2 separate regions of the Mus musculus genome follow, and region 2 is linked to region 1. A link is a loop called in an ENCODE intact Hi-C map of the cell type or tissue named here. Cell type or tissue: gastrocnemius. All regions are shown on one strand. Each heading gives the region's core, and the rest is flanking DNA. Links, peaks and the distances in the headings are about the cores only. Region 1 has its middle 42 kb from the start of Gm26314. Region 2 has its middle 110 kb from the start of Gm34187.

What was found. Hi-C counts contacts between places; a loop is a spot of excess contacts. Peaks named below come from ENCODE experiments on the same cell type or tissue, not always from the same donor. Only the 100,000 strongest peaks of a DNase experiment are listed, where the experiment ranks them.
Region 2: a loop joins it to region 1, with 2.7 times the contacts of the local background. A loop is called at or near these places in 9 of 42 quality-filtered maps.

Annotation. Positions count from the first base shown.
Region 1 is chrX:11,803,459-11,812,879 of GRCm38, forward strand. No RefSeq gene overlaps it. Among named protein-coding and RNA genes, the nearest start is that of Gm26314, 42 kb to the right of the region's middle. In gastrocnemius, for the core only: no CTCF peak of the experiment used is centred there; DNase peaks (open chromatin) are centred at 4,090, 4,327, 4,732 and 5,647; H3K4me3 peaks cover 1,283 bases; H3K27ac peaks cover 1,242 bases.
Region 2 is chrX:11,636,441-11,645,861 of GRCm38, forward strand. No RefSeq gene overlaps it. Among named protein-coding and RNA genes, the nearest start is that of Gm34187, 110 kb to the left of the region's middle. In gastrocnemius, for the core only: a CTCF peak has its summit at 4,440; a DNase peak (open chromatin) is centred at 8,236.

The DNA.
Region 1 (9,421 bases), core at 597-8,596:
GCACAGCTCAAGCAAAGCTGCCCCCAACCCCCAGCTTTGAGACCAGGGAGAAGATACCAGAAGCTGCTTGCAGCTGGCGGGAAGTGTGAGAAGGCGGAGCGGGAAGGGATGGGCTGCAGGGGAATGAAGAGCAAGTCTTTGGTCTCCAGGGCCCTGGGCAGTGACACATTGGAGCTTGCATTGTGACTCCCACCTTCAGAAGGTCTGGCTCCTTCCTTCTCCTGCATCCTCCTTTGGGAGCAACTGGCTGGGTATGGGTAGGGGGTGGATGCCGGTTGCAATGTGGGCAGATTCCTCCCCACACCCACCCTAGAACTTGTAGACTCTAGTGCACAGACCCTCCTGGCAGGAGGCAACCCTGCTGGACTCTCCGAGGGGATAAAGGCTTCAAGTTTGTGTACAGACACCACGGAGTCTTTGTAGGTACCCCTAGGGCAGAAACGGGGGTGGGGGGCGGGGCAGGGGGGAGGACTTTCCTCAAATTCTGGCCTCCAGCCCCCTGCCCAGTGAGCTGCAGCCTGGAGCCTGTAAAGTTTGATGGGCGGGCACACCAATTAGCCCCAGAAACAGCTCTTCAGCCAGGGCCACTGCTGAGATCTGGCTTTAGTCCCATGGTCCCTCAGGTCAGCTAGTGAATTTGCAAAGGTGTCCTCTTTTCAAAAAGCTTGAATGGTGGACGGGGCATCAGACTCCAGTAACATACCTCTTCCCTCCCTACTGCACTCTTACTAACTTAGGGCCCGTCTTTCTCCCCCCAGGGACTGGGGTCCAGGATTGTATCTCCCAGGCTAGGGAGGGAGCTGGCCAGCGTTCTCTTTCTAGATTGGAATAACCACCCTCCCCATGTCAAAGATGACACATTCCCCTAGCTAGTGACCTCTGCCCCTTCCCCTTCAAAAAACAGTCCTTCACTTTATCTGTCTTTGGGCAGATGACTGCCTTTCCTGGAGCAGGCAGGGCTCTAGCAGTGCCTTTGTTTCCCAATTATGCCTTTCCTGCTCCATTTGCCTTCTTTGGATCTGATTTTGCCTTGACCAGTCCTGGTCCACCATCCTGTCCAAAGCATCTTTCGCAGTCTATCTGGGGAGTCAGCGTACTGATTTGTAGGAGTTGCCCAAAGCACTTGGTGGAAAGAATTATGGGTCTCAGAGTTAAGGTCTGGTCTCCACGCAGAGCCAGCCTTCTGGAACACAGGGACCCTGGGCAGAGATGGACCTTGCTATACCTAGGATAGCAAGAATAAAAGAATAAAAACAAGCCACAGGCAGCATGATTGCCAAAATGTGGCGGCTGGCCATGTAGCTTATAAGGCTGCAGGGAGCATCTGTACCTAGAACTTTATGGAACGGGACAAAGGAGCGATCCACCTTATTTTCTGAATACTCCTGTACCTATAAGGGCTGGCTGAAAATGGAGAAGAACATATTGGAGCAGTTCAAATCCCCTAGGAATAATCCCCAAGATGGAATGAACCGCATAAGAAATGTGCTGGGGAAAATGGCTTCAAAGAATACAAGGAAGAAGGTATGGGTAACTGGCTAGTTGTCTTGTCAACTTGGCACAAGCTCGAGTCATCTGAGAAGAGGGAACCTCAACTGAGAAACGCCCTCAGCAGGTTGGTCTACTGGCAAGCCTGTGTAACATTTTCCTTGATTGGCGATTGATGTGGAGGCCAGCTGATTGTGGATGGAAGTGTCATCCCTGGGCTGGTGGTCCTGATGAAAGTATGTTGAGCAAGGCATGGGGAGCAAAGCTGTAAGCAGCATTCCTCCATGACCTCTGCTTCAGTTCCTGCCTCTAGGTTCCTGCCCTCAGTTTCCTCAGTGATGAACTGTGATCTGTGAAGTGACACAAATCCTTTCCTCCTCAAGTGGCTTTTGGGCATGGTGTTTAAGAACAGCTTTTGATTGTGGGAAGACTCTGGGTGTCACAGGGAGGAACACTGGTTCTAATCTTGCTCTCAGGACCTCAACCAAGTTTCCCCTGCTTTATTTTCTTAGCTAGAGAGGAAGAGAATGAGCCTACCACCGCATCCACCCATTTCTCCTCCTCTCTGGGGCCTGCTCAATACCCTAGATTCAGGCTTATTTTACATGTGGTTATTTTTTAAATCATAGTAGTTGTCAAGTACTTCCAAGTTAAGCACCAGAAAGAATCCAGTGACTAAAGTTGGGGAAAATCTAGAGTCCCTTCTATTTGTAAGTAGAGAAGGGACAGGAGACTGGACCAAGACCATTGATTGAGCCTTTGGTTTGATGAGTGCTCAAAGGTGTACTGAGTCCATATAGATGACTAAGTGCCCAAGAGAGGCTGTGGGTCTCCAGAGGAACGGAGGAGCTTGGTTCTCAGAGAAGAGGGTACACCCCAGATCAATCCCCCTTGGTCCTAAGGAGCAGAGAAATGAAGAGGTTCCAAACAAGCTTCCCAAGAGCAAAGCTTATAATTCTAATCACACACACACACACACACACAGAGAGAGAGAGAGAGAGAGAGAGTCACCAACTCATGCACGTGCATGCTGCGTACACACAGCCATTTTGGACATCATTAATAATTTATTTTTGTAGATGCCTGTACTGTACGAATATTAAAGCATTATCTCACTGTTTTAATCACAACTGCTTTGGGATGGCCTTGTTCGTCCTGGTAATGAAGCCAGGCTCAGCGGTCGGACCTGCAAGAGCTGGTACAGCTGCTAGGTAGTTCTTAACCTTTGGGGCTGCCTCAGATCCCCTTTAAGAATCCTCCTTTTGGAAAATTGTGTACCTACTCAGAATTTTGATGCTACTTCCAGGGGTTGCAGCTCCCTACTTCAGGGTCTTGCACAGTTCTAACACATATACACACACCACCACCACCACCTCCACCAATGAGAAGCCAAACTAATGTTTGAGAAGCCGGTGGGGTAGAAGACACCATAGCAAGACCGAGAAGTCTCCTAGACCACAACGGGACGGGCACAGAAAGGGTTAAAGGGGTGTAAGGGTTTGTTTTTCACCTCTGAGAGTTGTTATGGGTCATTAAGAACACACACAAGGCCCAGTGAACATTCCATTCGATAGGCCTGCCTCCAGCACAGAGCCCTGCTTCTCCACAAGATAAGTCCTGTATGTGAAGATTGGTCCAGCTGCCCAGAAAGGGTGGATGGAAAATCACCCCAGATAAGGCAATTGCTACTGCAAGAACCGTACCTCTGGAGGGGATTGTCCAAGAGGCAGCCTAAGGAGCTGCTGCTCTAGGCAGTTTTGGAGGAGGAACATGTCCCCTCCGGGCGCAGCCTCTTGCCTGGGCTGTTCTGAGGAGTCAGGTCCCTGCAGTTCTGGGGTGGGCCCCCCTCGAAAATGCCTCAGCTACCTTCTGCTAGAGCCACATAATGCTTACTCCCTCTTCCCCCAACAGACACATCCACCAGGGCCTTAGGGCACCCTAGTCCTGGTGCACCACCCAGGTGGTACCTGTCTCTGTGCAGGTGAGGGGAAAGGCCTGAGGAAAACACCATTACTGATAAGTAACAGCTCCTTTCAGGTTTAACGACACGTTGCATCCATCCTAAAGCTCTCAAAGGGGGGGGGGGCAGCCTTCTCGAGGTACAGCGCCTCGCGCCTGTAAATAGAAACGGCAGGCTGGTGCGCGCGGGGGCGGGACGGCGCAGCGCTAGGGTGTAAATTAACTGGGGGCAACAGAGTAAATACATTACACATGGTATTTATTATGCGTCCGGACCTCGGAGGGGTTCTCCGACTTCTGGACACAGCAAATCTTGTCCCGGACGCCGCAGGCCTTGCGGTGGAAACCGCTGGCGAGGGCAGCCGGGGACTGCGGGGGACTGGGGAAGGAGGGGGGTGACAGCTCTGCGTTGTCTGCCGATCGGAACCCCCCTTCCGGCGACTGCAGCGGGAAAAGGGCTCGGGCTCTGATAGTTGTGGCACCGAGAGCTGCCGGGGCTCCAGGCCAGTCAGGGAGGGCTGCGGGGTGGGGACGGGCGACGCGCCGGGCCCCTTAGCATTCCGCCAGCGCGCCCGCCATCGCCGCGTGCGCCCCCGCGCCCCGCTGTAATTACCCCGATTACCAAATGAATCTGGCGCTTTTGTGCTCGCCAGGCGGTGGGTGCGGGGAGGCAGTTCTAATAGTTGTCATTAGGGCCGCGGAAGGCGGGGCGCCGGGGGAGGGGGGTGGGGAGCGCGGGCGGGGGAGGCCGCCGCTCCCTCGCTGGCTGGCTCGCTCGCGGGCGGTCCCGGGCGGCGCGCAGGCCGCTGCTGGCTGCTGAGTAATGATTTTTTTTTTCTAATTGGAGGCGAACAGCGGCCCTAATGGATGGAGCCGCTCTCGGCGCGCTCGCTGCGCCCGCCCCTCGATCGATACGGCTTGCTAACACCGCGGGCCTGAGCTCCCCGGCCCTTTGTGGTCCGAGATGCTGCAGGGGCCCCCCAATCTCCCGCCCCCTCACCTTGAGCCGCCTCGGCCTTGCTCCCTGTCTCGAAACTAACTCCCCAAATGCCCTCACCCACCACCCGCCACCTCTGAACATTCCATTCCCTTGCCCCTTCCGGGACCCGGAGCCCCAGCTCCCCTCTCCATGCACTCTTCTGCCTTTCTTCAATCGCCACTTGAGTGTCCTCCACCTTCCTGGACACTATCCTCTTCTGCCCTCCCATGCGCCTGCCAGCTTAGCAGCCAGGGAGGACTAGAGGGATAATGTAGGGAGCCTACTGGCCCTAGATTACCACCCCCTTCATCCCCTCTTGGTCACCACACCTCCACCTCCAGTCCTAGACCTGGAGGAAAGCCAGAAACAGAGCTGCCTCTGAGTGCTTGGGCAGACTGGTCCAGGAAGAGTTTCCTTGAGTCCAATCACATCCCCAAGTTCTTTCCTTCCTGGGCCCTCTCGGGCACCAAAACTCAAACCCACTCTAATTCGAACCCTTCAGCTTTGTGGAGGGGCAGAGGCCAGACAGGTCTTTGGGAGGTGAAGGATCAAACAAACTTGTGGTTTTGCAGGTCCTGTTCCCATACTGACACTAACAAGCTGGTGACCTTGGCCAAGGACTCAGCCTGGGAAACAAGCCTTCTATTCTACACCTAGCAGAAGCTCACCCAGACCCACAAGCTAGATCCCTGGGGTACAGTTTTAATAGCTAAGCCTGCTTACTCTTCCCAGCAGTTTACAGACCTTTCCAGATACGGACAGCGGGGGGGCGGGGGGGGGGTGGCGTGGCGGGGAGGGGATCCCTCCATCACTTCTTCACCCATTCATTCACACCAGTTACTTCCTGGCACAATAAGCACTTACTTGATTGTGTATTGCCAGTCTTCTCCCTGATACTACATAATCTCTACAACGTATAGGATTTGTATCTATCCTCTATCCTCAGTGTTTAAGGCAGCCTGGAACACAGTAGGCACTCAATAAAGTTTTAGTTGCATCAACAGACAGAAGGAGTCTGAACTGGCCTAACTTCTTCCTTTGCTTCCTGGTAGCACATTGCTTTTCCCAGAATACAGGCACAGCAGTGTCTCTTGGGTCTCTGCTTTTCCAGAACGTTGCCACTATCCCCTGAATGGGGACGTCTTTTTCACCTCAACTTGAACTTGGGTGGCGCAGCCTGCCGTGGAGTAGGCTTGGAAAGCAGAGGGGCCATTCTGGCAAGTTCTCTGAAATTGGAGCTGTAGCGCTTGTATGCCAGGGAGGAATCACGAAGCACGAATCACGGATCAGCAGTCACTCCACAGCAGCACACATGCTGACTTTCAAGGAGAACTCCATAAGGAGGGATTCAGAAGGGCTGAATCAGCCACAGAGGCCCCCTCCTCAGACCATCCAGAGAGAGCTTCCCATGAGAAAGGCCAAGTAGCTGACAACTTCCAGCTCTAGAGCCTAAAGGCTTTGTCTCAGCCTTTAGGCCAAGCCTCCCCACTGCATGTAGGGAGCGCTGTCCTTTGTGGCTAGCCATTTCTTCACTGGCTAAGCTCTCCTGGTATTTCCCACCTATGTCCCTGGGACCTCCTTTCATCTAATTCCTGGAGGATCCAACTGACACAGGCAGAGAAACCGACTCCTTTCACCATAGTGAATCCACTCTGAAGCCCTCTCAGCCACACACTGTCTCATCCCCCGCAAAGCTACCAGATGAGAATGGGGGAGGGTGTTAAAGACCAAGTGACTTGCACAAGACCTTGCAACTAGGCCTTGATGGACACAAACTCGGGCCTAACTATGTGTGACCACAAAATTCAGGCTCTTGATCCCTTGTGGTGACTCACTAGGGGCTGGTTGAGATGACAGTGTCCTAAAGACAGTATCAAGGCACACAGAGGTGGATGGGATGGACCAGGAGACCCCTAGAGTCCTCCAGGACTTACTACGTCTGTCTCTGTAGCTTTGTGAGATGTACATGCACACGTGAAGGCCATGCAAACCCCACATTAGGAGAAAAGAGATTGATATTTCAATTTGGTGTCCAGTGGAGTGATCTCAACCTGATTTCTCCAAGCACCTTAGTTTCCACAGCAACTGGAACAAGCTGATTCCCCTGATGAGCTAGTGCCCTGGCCACTAAATGCCCCTCTCCAGGACAGCCTCATCTCCTATCAACGGAATGCCTATTCCAGACGCCCAAAGAAAGAGATGGGTTTTGTTCTCTGACTCTCTAGATGACTTGAGTACTTTCTCCTGGTTCAAGAAACTGGTGTTGGCAGCCCAAGGACCTTGAATAGAAAACATAAACATGGCCTAGGTAACCAGCTCAGATTGGCTGCTTCCAAAGAAGATACCTGGGCTAGAGGCAAGCTGAGGGTAGAGTAACCCACCTCTTTTAGCTACCACCGCAGGCAGTTACCCTGCAAATCTTGGCCCTGTTGGGTAGAGAGTGCAGTAGTTGATCTCTCAACTGCCTGCTGAGACCCATTACCCTCAGGTTACTTTCCCTACCTACTGCTGCCCGCCCCCCCTCACCTTTGTCCTACTAACCCTTTTCTTCATTTGGGGGAAGGGTATGTCTAAAGAAAGGGGAAAACACAGAACTCCAGGAATTGCTGTGGCTTTGACCTGAGGACACCAAAACCTCAGCCAAGGTGAGACTGACCCCAAGTTCTTTGGGTGGACACCTCAACCGTGTAAGTGGTCTTTCATCAGACCCGTGGCTGATTAGGGTTCTGGGTCCAGGCCAAGGGATTGCCAAGGACAAGACAGGCAGCACCTGCTTGCAAACTCAGCAGTGCTTGTTCCCCTCTGAGGCCTTTCTTACTGTGGGAGCCAGGGAGGAGCAAGCTAGAAGAGGGGGTGAGTTGTGCTGAGCTAGAGCTGCGCCTGGCAAGTGACACTTTGACGAGAGACACTATGACGATGAGTCCCAGGAGAGGCTGTGGAGTCTGGTTCCTGCAGACAGTGTTTCCCCTAGGGCAGTCTCCTTCGTGCCTGAGAGTGCTGTGTGTGTGTGTGTGTGTGTGTGTGTGTGTGTGTGTGTATGAAGCTGGCTTCTCCAAATAAGATTATCTGAGCTCTACAGCAAGCTTCACAGAGAATCCCCAAAGCATTGTGTGTGTGTGTGTGTGTGTGTGTGTGTGTGTGTGTGTGGTGTGTCCTTGAACATTAAGAGCTGGCATGGCAAACCAACTACTTGCCCTTGAATTTAAGAGGTCCCTCCTGGAGTTGCTCTGTCCTCCCCCTCCTTGCTCCAAAGGATGGTAAGGGAGGGAAGAACAGCCCCCAGGCTGGTGACTTGTCTGTCTCAGTCTCAAGCCATGGATCACACCTAGGCCACAAAGAACACAACCAAATGTTAGCCTGTCTTTCCAGAGGGCCTACAGTCTAGGCCCTGCCAACTATAAAAGGCATCCTGAAGAACCAAAGTGACACACAAAGACTTCGGGAGGAGGCAGCAAGTGCATGTGAAATTCTCTAGGCCAGCAGAAGGCCGCAGAGGTGGTGGACTTCTGTCTTAAGCCGTGCTTGTGAAGGAGGGTGTCAAGAGTTTTCCTCAGGGCGCCAGCATGGGCGGGGTGGGGAGTGGGGTAGATGGAGCGAATATAGCCGAGAAGGAACAATTAAACAAGCACAGGGTAGAAGTGTGGGCCAGCTATGTGCCCTACCATGTCCCCTGCCAGAAGCTAACCAGCAGCCTCCATCTTTTCCTTCATGGTCTAAGATGAGTACTCCAGGGCGAATCAATTCCTCTCTATGCTACTTTTCTTGTCATTGTGACAAAATATGTGACAGAAGCAACTTAAGGGAGAGGAGGTTGGTTTGGGGGGGGGGTCACTGCTTCATGTATCTGGGTCCATTACAAAGGAGAAGGAAGGCATGCCAGAAGTCCTGGTGGCTGGAGCATTAAGCAGATACCTCTTTACTGTGGAGGGCCAGGAAGCAGAGAGAGCTAGGAACTAGGGCTCATCTATACCTTCAAAGGCCTTCCCCTAGTGACTGAATTCCAGCCTGGTCCAACTTCCCAAAGACATTTCAGATAGAAACCATGACACCCTCTTAGATTGTACAGATCTCGGGATTCTCACCTATGCTGACCCAAAGCATGCTGTCTGTGCACTGCACTGTCCCTGGAACCTGCAAGGGCTCTTCTTCTCCACCAATGGCCAAGCCCTTCACATACGCAAAACACTGTGCTGTGCTGCCCAGTGCTGCCTAAGAATGAAGTGACTAAAAGCAACCATTGCGTTTTGCTCAAGATTTTTGAGTCGATTCTTCTGCACCATCTGGCAGGTCCAGCTCGTGCCACCGCAATCAGCGAGGTGTTTGACAAGGTCTGGGCCATCCTAGTCCCTCCGACCCAGCTTGGACAGCAAGTTCTAGCTCCTGACAAGCATACTGCTCTGTCCTCTCTAGTAGGAGAACTCCTACATTCTATCTCATCGACACAAGGTCCCAAATTCCCAAGTTTCATAGCAACACTTCCTTATTGGGGGAGTCAAACCCCAAAGCCAATCAGGCCTCTAAGAGGGAAGAGATGACATTTGCCTGTGTGGATTTTTTTTTCTAACATATATGACTGTTTTGGCCACATGTGTGTATGTATGTACACCACATGCATGTCTGGTGACCTCAAAGGTCAGAAGAGAATGTCAGATCCCCTGAAACCGGAGTTGTGGATAGCTGTAAGCCACCATGAGGGTGCTGGAAACTAAACCCTAGACCTCTGCAAGAGGAGTAAGTATTCTTAACTTCTGAGCCCCAGTGACTTCTTGAACGGAGGAAGCCATGTACATTTCCTGGGAGGAACTGTTCACTGCCTTCTTTCAGATGTCCTGACAAACGCAGACACAATCGCCACTTCTGAAGCTAAACCTGAAGAGGAGGCACAGGCCACACTCTTCCAGAAATGCCTATGGCACAGAAATCTTTCTTCCAAGTCATTTCTTACCTTAGAGCCTGGCTTGGGACACTTAGGGGCTTCAGTGTCATCTGGGGAAA
Region 2 (9,421 bases), core at 617-8,616, 170 kb before region 1:
CTTCTATAACTCCAGTCCCAGAGCATCTGATGGATGCCTCTTCTGACCTGCACACACATGGTGCATATTCAGGCATGTACACATACAAAGATAGATAGATAGGTAGGTATGTAGGTAGGTAGATGGATAGATAGATAGATAGATAGATAGATAGATAGATAGATAGAGTCAAGGCTGCTGACACAGCAACAAGATTCCTTTCACAGAGAGATTTCAAAGAAGAATGTTAGACCAGCCTAAGCATAGATGAAATTTCTGCAATTTTTGGAGACTGTCACAAGATTATGAACTGTGTTTACAATGAAAAAAAGTATTTTGGCCTCTTATCCAACCTTGTGACCTGTGATTTTAGTCATCATCTGTAATACTATCCATCACAACTCAAGAACCTCCCTCCCTCTGATCTTCTTTACTGGGGGGGGGGCACAAAATTTCAGAACCTTCATGGACAAATATAACATTAGAAGCCAGCAAAATCATGTATGTATGGCTATTAAGATACAGAAGTGCAACTGGTAGGAAGCCCATACCCCTACTTGGGAGTCTAGTGCCCTTTCCTTAACTTACTAAACTCCAACTCTGCTTCATATGGACTTGTCCTGAAATCCCTTTTTCTGCCCCTGTGGCACAGCCAGGAATCCAGGCTTCATTTCTCTAGTGGCCTCTACAAGCAGAAGCATGGAGCTGTGTCTCCAGCCCCCTCCCTACTGTTGCTCCACTACCACCAAGCCATATCCATAGCCCTGAGATGAATTTTTATGTCACTGTTTTGAGGAGACAGAAGTATCTAAAGGACGCCTTTCTGAAGACAGGTTTTCTCCTATAAACACCTGGGGGAGGTTCAGGTGATGCCTTTGGTAGCTGGTGGGTGAGGGGGTGGCCTTTGACAGGGGTCATCCCACAAATCAGGCAACCTTGCTCTGAAATGGGAGAGTCCAGCTGCTCAGTGCAGAGGGAAACTTTTACTGCCACTAAGACCACTCCTGTTACCCAGGCAACCATTCTGAAAGCCAAGGCACAGGTGGAAGTCCTATTCAAGGGCCAGGGGAAGAAAGCACCTCCTTCCGGGCTGGGTGCCCTTTCATTTCATCTGAGGAGAAACTCATAGCATGGGCAAGAACAGAGATGAAAGAACCAGGGGCCAACATAAGCTATGCCCCTGTGGTAGAAGAGGGCCAGTCCTGTTTGTAGCTCTAGGCTGCAGCTATCACCATTTTGATTGTACTTTTGCTCCAGGGAGGCAGAGAGTTTGCAAAGAACGGGCATTCCATCTTCTCCTGGCTTGTCTCCCAAAAGGTCTCCCTGAAAGAAGTGCCTGGGCTCAACGTCAAATAGCCTGAATGCTGAATGAGATTGAGTCTCTGGAATTTACTCACGCTGCCTCCATGCGTGTGTTCTTATTGCAGAAATGTACTGTGTGTGTTCAAAAACAATACGTCAGATATTCCTGAAATCCATTCAAGTTCATTCATTGTGTGGTCCGAATCTCCAGCAGCTTGCTTTTGTTCGTTTTTATTGCTCACTTGTTTTCAGGGAGAGAACTCTTACCATCTCCATTTACTCCTCCTGGTTTGTCTGTTTTATCCTCCAGTTCTGCCCACTGTTGCTTGAAATACTTGCAGCTATATTGATAACTACATAGACTGTTAATGCTAACGAAGACACATGTTTGTTGTCTGTGCTGTATTATTTCAACCAAGAACAATGACCAAGATTATCATAAACACTTAATAACATGTTACATAAATAATCATAATTATTATATATTCTAAATCTATGATTCCTTCCCCCAGTATATCTTACCTTCCTTTGTCATTTGGGGTGCTATTACCTTCAATGTTCTATTTTTTCAGATACTAAAATTTCAATTCCAGCTTAATTTGATTTTCCCCCATTCATTTACTTTTAGCTATAGGGTCTCCCCTTATCCAAGAGGAACACGTCCCCAGTGGATGCCTGTGGCTGCAGGTACGCCCACACCATGTATTTACTCTATTTTTTCTACACATGTGTGCCATTTATAAATAAATCACAGAAAGAGAATAATACTACTTAATGAAATGGAACAATTAAAATAATATACTGTAGTAAATAAAAGTTGTATGGATGTGTTCTAGCTTTCTCTCAAAATATCTTATTATACTGAACTCATTATACTGTAGTTCCTTGATGAGATGATTCAATGCATTCGGGATGAAATGAAATGAGGTGAAAGATGCAAGCACTGTGACACTGCAGGTGAGGGGCACTTGAGCCTAAGTATCACAGTATTGTCAGGGTCCATCTGACATCTGAGGAAGCCATGAAGTGATTAATGGGCAGGTAGTGCATGCAGTGTGAATATGCTGGACAACAGGAAATTTTTATACTGAGCAAGATGGAGAGGGAAGGCTGAGATTTCATCATGCTACCCAGAATAGCAGAATTGCTTATTCCTGGTGTATCCCATATGTTTACAGAACATGAATGCTCACAGGCAACTAACTGAAACTCCAGAAATTGAAACATAGAGAACCATGAAGTACAATATTCTATGTTATTTTTAAGAAAACAAACGAGAGGGAAGCAGGCAATAGGAAGCCGGTTTCTGACCAGTTTAACCCAGTTATATTTATTGTAATTCACATGAGGAATTGATTTAGACAACTTATTTTCCACTTTCTAATAACTAATTTTGAGAAGAAGAGGAAAGAAAACCAGAAGGAGGACAAGGATGGGGAGCAACAATATCTTGGCACGCTCTAACACCCTTCTATTTTCTACCTACTACCCTAGTACTCTGTGTCTGCTTTTGGAAATTGCTTAAGAGTAAGTAGAATGAATGTACTTGGAAGAAAGGGGTCTCTTGGATTTTTATAGAGTGATATACTTACTAAGTTAGAAAGCCATTCTTTCTTTCCACATATTTCATAACTAGAGGTTAAGGAGGAGGCTCACTTGTTTTGTTTGTGACACAGGATCCCAATATATAAGTCTAGCAGGTCTAGAAGTTCTGGACTCAAATGATCCTCACAGGTCAGCTTCCAGTGCTCAGTGATGTGCTGAAATTATGAGTACCACCACATGCAGAGAATGTGGCTGCTGTTGTTGTTGCTGCTGTTATTGTTGCTGCTGTTGTTGTCATGCTCTGGGGCTCTCACTAAGTGCCCAGACTGGCCCCAGACATTGGCCTTGGAGATCTGCCTGCTAGACTGTGACCAGCTGTGACTAGAGTATTTAACCATTTATTTTCTCCTGCCAGTTACTTATCTTCTATTTACCATGATTCTTTTTCTATCTTCTATTTTTGTCTGATTGAATACTCTATGTCTTAGTTTGCTTTTCTGTGCTTGTGATAAAAACAAAAACAAACAAACAAACAAACAAACAAAAAAAACAAAAACCACTATGACCAAAAAAGCAACTTACAGATTAGCATCCACTATCAAGAGAAGTCAGGGCAGGAGCTCAAGGCAGGACCTTGGAGACAGGAACTGAAGCAGAGGCCGTGGGGGAGTGCTGCTTCTTGGCTTGCTTCCCTTGCTCATATTCAGTGAGCTTTCCAGCGTAGTCCAGGGCTACTTGCCTAGGAGTGGCACCACCCACAGTGGACTGCTTACTTTCACATCAATCACTCATTGAAGCAGTGCCCCACAGACATTGCCACAAGCCAATCTGATGGAGGTACTTCGTTCACTGAGGTTCCCTCCTTCCAGGTTTGTTAAGTTGACAACCAAAGTTACCTACTGCGCTTAGCGTTTCTTTAGCCTCTTTTACCTCCTCTACTGAATTGGAAATTACACAGTCTATTTCCACATTTTCAATGTGACCCTTATTTTTCCATATTCATATTTGACATAACAAAGTTTATGTTCTTGGTTAGTTGTGTTCTCTTTCGTCTTATCCAATTCAAGGCAGACCTAAGGGCACTTTAGCTCCACCAATCTCCCTTCAGAGTTTATGATATTATGGTGCCATTTCAAAACTGTCTTCTTTCCATCTTTAAGATTACATGGTACTGCTATTATCTCACAAGTCTATGCTCACTAGTTTATTTCTTTAGCAGAGCATCCCACACCCCACACCTTCTGGGATCAATTTCTTTTTTGTATAGAGTACAGCTTTTAAGAGTCTTGTCAGCAATGACTTGTTAATAGTAGAAAGTTCTTATCTGCCTGAAAATGTGTTAATTTCACCTTTCCTCTTGACTAATCATGTAACAAGTTATTCAATTCTAGGTAAATTGTTTTCATTCTGTAATTTGAAGATATCATTCCATCTTCTTCAGGATTTTATTGTCTCTGGTAAAAAAAAAAATCTGCCAATGTTATGTCATTCTTTTGTTAAGGTCTTGGGGTGTTTTGTTTTGTTTTGTTTTGGTAAGAAGCATATTTATTTTCACTTTCTGTGTATGGGTATTTTGCTTATGCCATTCATGCAGTGCCTGTGGTGTCCAGACGGGGCACCAGCTAACAGGTAGTTGTTAGCTGGCACGTGAGTGCTGGGAAACAAAAACAACAACAACAACAAGCCCCTCGTTCAGTTTCTGAACACAAGCGTTACTGGCAGTTGTGAGCCTCATGGGGGTGCTTCAAGACAAACTCGGGTTTTCTGCAAGAGCTAACTCCTAGCCACTCCTAACCACTGAACCACCTCTCCATTACCCAGTAATCTGTCTCTCCATTCTGATTGCTTTTAAGATGGTCTTTTTTTGGAGATCTTACTATAATGTGGCTAGGTTTTAATGTTTTTTAAAGGGTGTTACTATGTAATCTTGACTGGCCTGAAACTCTCTTCACAGAGTAGGGGGCCTCATTAGATCTGCCCACATAACCCAGAATGCTAATATCAAATAGCGGTATATCCTCGTGGGGGTTAGTGAATCCTAAATCCATATGCCATCATTGTTTCCCCCCATATTCTTTCTGATCTTTTTCTCTGGATTCCTATTAGGATAGGAGAAACCTATCCTAACCTATCCTCCATATCTTTTACCTCCTTCTCTTAGTTTTATTTCCGTGTGCTGTATCCTGAGTAATTCTCCAACATTACTGGTTTAGTAATTACTATTTAACATGTACATGAAGGTTTGTATCTTAATGATTATGTTTATTTAGTCTTTCCACACATACTAGTTCTTTATCATACTGTTTCTTATGTTTCTGCATCTATGCTTTGACTCATTTCAAAATATATTCATTTTATGGTCTCTAATACATTGTTATCTAAAATTCTTGGCTATTTAATCCTGCTGTTCTTGTTCATAATTGGTTGTTTCTTCTTTGATTCTATACTTTTGAATCATGCACTCATCTTAAGTAGAGTTTTATTTGTAAAACGTTATAAAGCCTAATTGATGGGATGTCCTTCTGTGCCATTTGTTTGTTGTTGACCAGCTCTCTGGGGGTTCCTTATCAGTCTTATAAAAACTTCTCAGCTTGAGGTTTCCTAGACTACACAAGCAATATATATTCAATTTCAAACCTTCACAAGATACAGGTCAAAATTTTCTCAAAAGAATTTTCTTTTTCCATTCAGGCTAGGACAAAACAGATAAACCCTTCTGGGTCACTGGGCAGATTTCTCCTCATCTAGCCTCACATGGAAGGTTCAAGCTTGATGGAATGGCTCTGATAGCCCCCTTTTGCTATCCATGAACTCAAAACATCAGTTCCTGACCATCCCCCCAAAGTGGATATTAAATTGTCCATGACCCTAGCCTGTTGAGTCAGTGTCTCATCCCCTTCAGCCCATCAGATCATGCACAGGCTGGCCTAGTTCTCAGCTCTCTTTTCATGCGCAGGCGCTGTCAATTTCCTGTGTGCTCATCTATTCATTAAAATAAATATTTGTTTATTTTCTAGATAACTGTGGGAAATGGGATTTGGAGTTATCTTGATCAGAATGAGAAATAAAAATTTATTTATATAAGCAAATATGAAACCCACCAGTTGCTGAGATCTCTGGCCATGATACTGAGATTCATTCCTTAAGTATCTCTGACAAAAAATAAAAAATACACTGGTTTGCTGGGAGTTTTTCTTTTGGTTGTATTAGAGTTAGCCACTGCCCTGAGTTTCATTATATAGTGTGTTGAAATGCCTGACAAGACCATGGAGCAAGCTGGATGGACCTGTTCTGTAACAAGCACAACTGTGCACCTCTTCTGCTGGTCTTTACCTAAAAGTATTCCTGCTTTTACTTTCTATATCAATTACTTTCTGTGTCACCGTGACAAAACATCTGACATAGCAACATCAAGGACAGCACTTATTTAGATGCAGAGTGTCAGAGGGTTTTAAGCCATCATGGCAAGGAAGACACTGCAGTAAGATCACTGGCAGAGGCTTCTCCATTGTAACCGACAGGAAGCAAAAAGCACAGACAGGAACCATGCATGGGTGCAATATTCAAGGCCTGACCCTAGAGATTCACGCCTACCATCTAGGTCCCAGGTCCCAAGACTGCACAAATTCCAAAAACAGTAACTAGCTGATGATCAAATATCCAAAAATTCACGCTGAAACCCTAACACTCCAGTAGTGCGTTATCATTAACCAGAGACAACAAAGAGCAGAAGAAACATTTAGGAGCCCTGGAATTGGGAAGATGTGTCCCCACCATCTTGCAATTAGGTGTCCTTGATCAATTAGTTCAATCTGAGCCTTAGTGTTCCCATCTGTAAACTAGGATGATGCTATCTACTTCAAAGGAATATTACAGAGCTTTCCAGGGAGACAGAACTAATAGCAGAAAGGGGTAAATGAGATAGATAGATAGATAGATAGATAGATAGATAGATAGATACATACATACATACATACATACATACATACATACATACACATAGATACAGAGAAAGATACATAGATACACAGATCCATAGAGAGATAGATACATAGATACATAAATACATAGATTCTACTTATTAAGGAAACTAGCTTACAACGAGGAGATTCCAAAGCAGGCCATCTAGAAGCTAGAGAAGCAAAGGCAGATGATCAGGCTCAGTCTAAGTCTGCAGAACTGAGAGCCAAGGACTCAATGATGTAACTCTTACCCTAAGACCAACGGATCTGACCAGGGTGCTGCTGGTGCAAATCCTTGAGTCCCAGAATGGAAAAACCTAGAGTCTGATATCCAAGAGCCTAAGAGGATCCTGCCTCAGAAGAGAAAGAGAGTGAATTTGCCTTCCTCTGCCTTTTTGTTCTCCAGGGCCACTGCCACTTGGTTGAGGCCCATCTGACACTGAGGACTTCCACTTTCCACCAACCACATACCAGTCCCCTGCAGAAACACTCTCACAGACATGCAGAAATGGTATCTTCCCAGCTACCTAGGAACCCTCAAAACTATCACAACAGGACTGAAGTCAGAATTAGAAAGCTTATAAAGCACCTGTCACAAAATGAGCTTGTGAATCATTCATTTCTACTTATCATGTGTGTGCACATGCATAGGTGTGACTGCTCACTACCTGGGTGCTTCACCTATGGACCCATCTCACTGGTCCTTAGTCAATCCATTTCTGATGGTTTCCTCTAATGTAAGTTTTGCCTCTGTTGACATCATCCACAGTGGCTCTGATATATATTCCTTTAATTATGTGTTCTGTTGTTTCATTGACCACTATATCCGCTTCATTTTCCTAGCATGCTTTCCCTGTTTTACATACTTCTGGCCATTTGATGAGCAGTCATGTTAACTTGAACCTCTACACTGGGGTCAGCAAGATGCCTCAGTGGGTAAAGGTTCTGGCTGCCAAGGCTGACAACCTAATTTCGGTCCCCAGAACCTACATGGAAGGAGATAACTGACTCTTTAAGGCTGTTCTCTGACCTACACACACACCACCACCACCACCACCACCACCACCACCAACAACAACAACAATAACAGCAACAATCATCATCATCTTAATTTTAAAACTCCATACTCAATAAGAGTGCTTTATTTATTTCAGCTACAAAGTAGATCGTGGCTTTAGCTACCTAATTGGTAGCTGGGAAGATACTAACAGGAAAAAAAAAAAGTCATCTGTAAATCTGTAATTGAAATGCACCTGATCCAGAGGATATGAGAGCTAAAAAGGGGATCTGGGAAATTCCCACGATTAGAAGCATAATCAGGGAGAAAAGCTGACCACCACACCCTACCACTGAGTGACAACACTGAGCTCCACAGCCAGGCTTTCTGATGCCAGGAGTCATTTTCACTGACCACATGACAGAAGTTGCAACAAACCTTCTGGTATAATCAGTTTGTATCTGGAAGGCCGCCAGATCATCATGGTTAATCATCCCCCTCCACTCTGTTTCCATGGCCCCGTAAACCTATCAATTGAAGCTTTCCAGGGAGCCTCATGACTCAGCGTACAGGGCTGAGTTGAAAAACTGCGCTCGATGAAATAATGAAGAACAGTAATGAAGAGCTGTCTTGCCATTACCTGACCTTCTGTGCTATGAATTCTAAGCCTGAATTATATTCTTTCACATCCTAGATCCCTGCTAGCAGTGGCCCTAATTATTCTCGTGGCATTACAATTCTTATGTGCTTTTAATATTTCCCCCACCTGAGAAATGGAAATGCACCTGCCTTTCATTCCTGGGTGGTCCATCACTCACAGACTCAGGAAGTTGGCAACCCTTCCACCATGAGTGACAGTCTCCATACTTTCCACTATGCATTGGCCGTGTACTTGAGTGATAGATACCATTTGTCAAGAAGAAAACTAGGTTGGAGCAGGAGTCAGTGGTCCTCCTGTTTCATTGGAAGACCTTTTTCCTCCACAGAAAAAAATCAAATGTGTTACCAACAGTGCGTTTGGAGTGGGATGGATCTAGGCAGTGGAGGCAAGCTCAGCCAGGTGCTTAGAGAAGAATGGAAGGCTGAGGGTAAATAAACACAAGGCCAACTAGAGCCACAGTGTCACTATTGCCTGGCGTGACAGCAGAAAGGAAATGGCTTGGCATACCTGGGACCTGGCAGTGTAGGGTCGGTGTATACACTCTGATGTGCTCTTCAGATGTGACTGTTCAGCATGGTCTGGGCATTGGGTTGAGAGGACATTCTGAAAGAAGTGAGTCGTCCTGTAAATGTCAAGAAACATGTGGCCTTCAAGATTTCTAACCAAAGTATAGGCACCCATAGGATCAGGCCAGGTGGGACAGCCCACAGTCAGTCAGTGTCCCATAGAAGTAGTTGTATTGTGGATGTTCCTGGCATGAAATGAATTACTCCACCTTTGAGCCTTGAGCCTTGATAGTACACATTTGAATCTTTAGGGTCACGTGAATGACTTGACCAACTCACTAGCTCAGGAGGTAGAACAGAGGGATTTTTGCTCCACCAAAATCCATGCCCCTCTGTTTGAAGAGTACACAGTTGACATTGATACCCAGACATACATATATTTCCAGTTATTCTTGTATTCTTACATGGC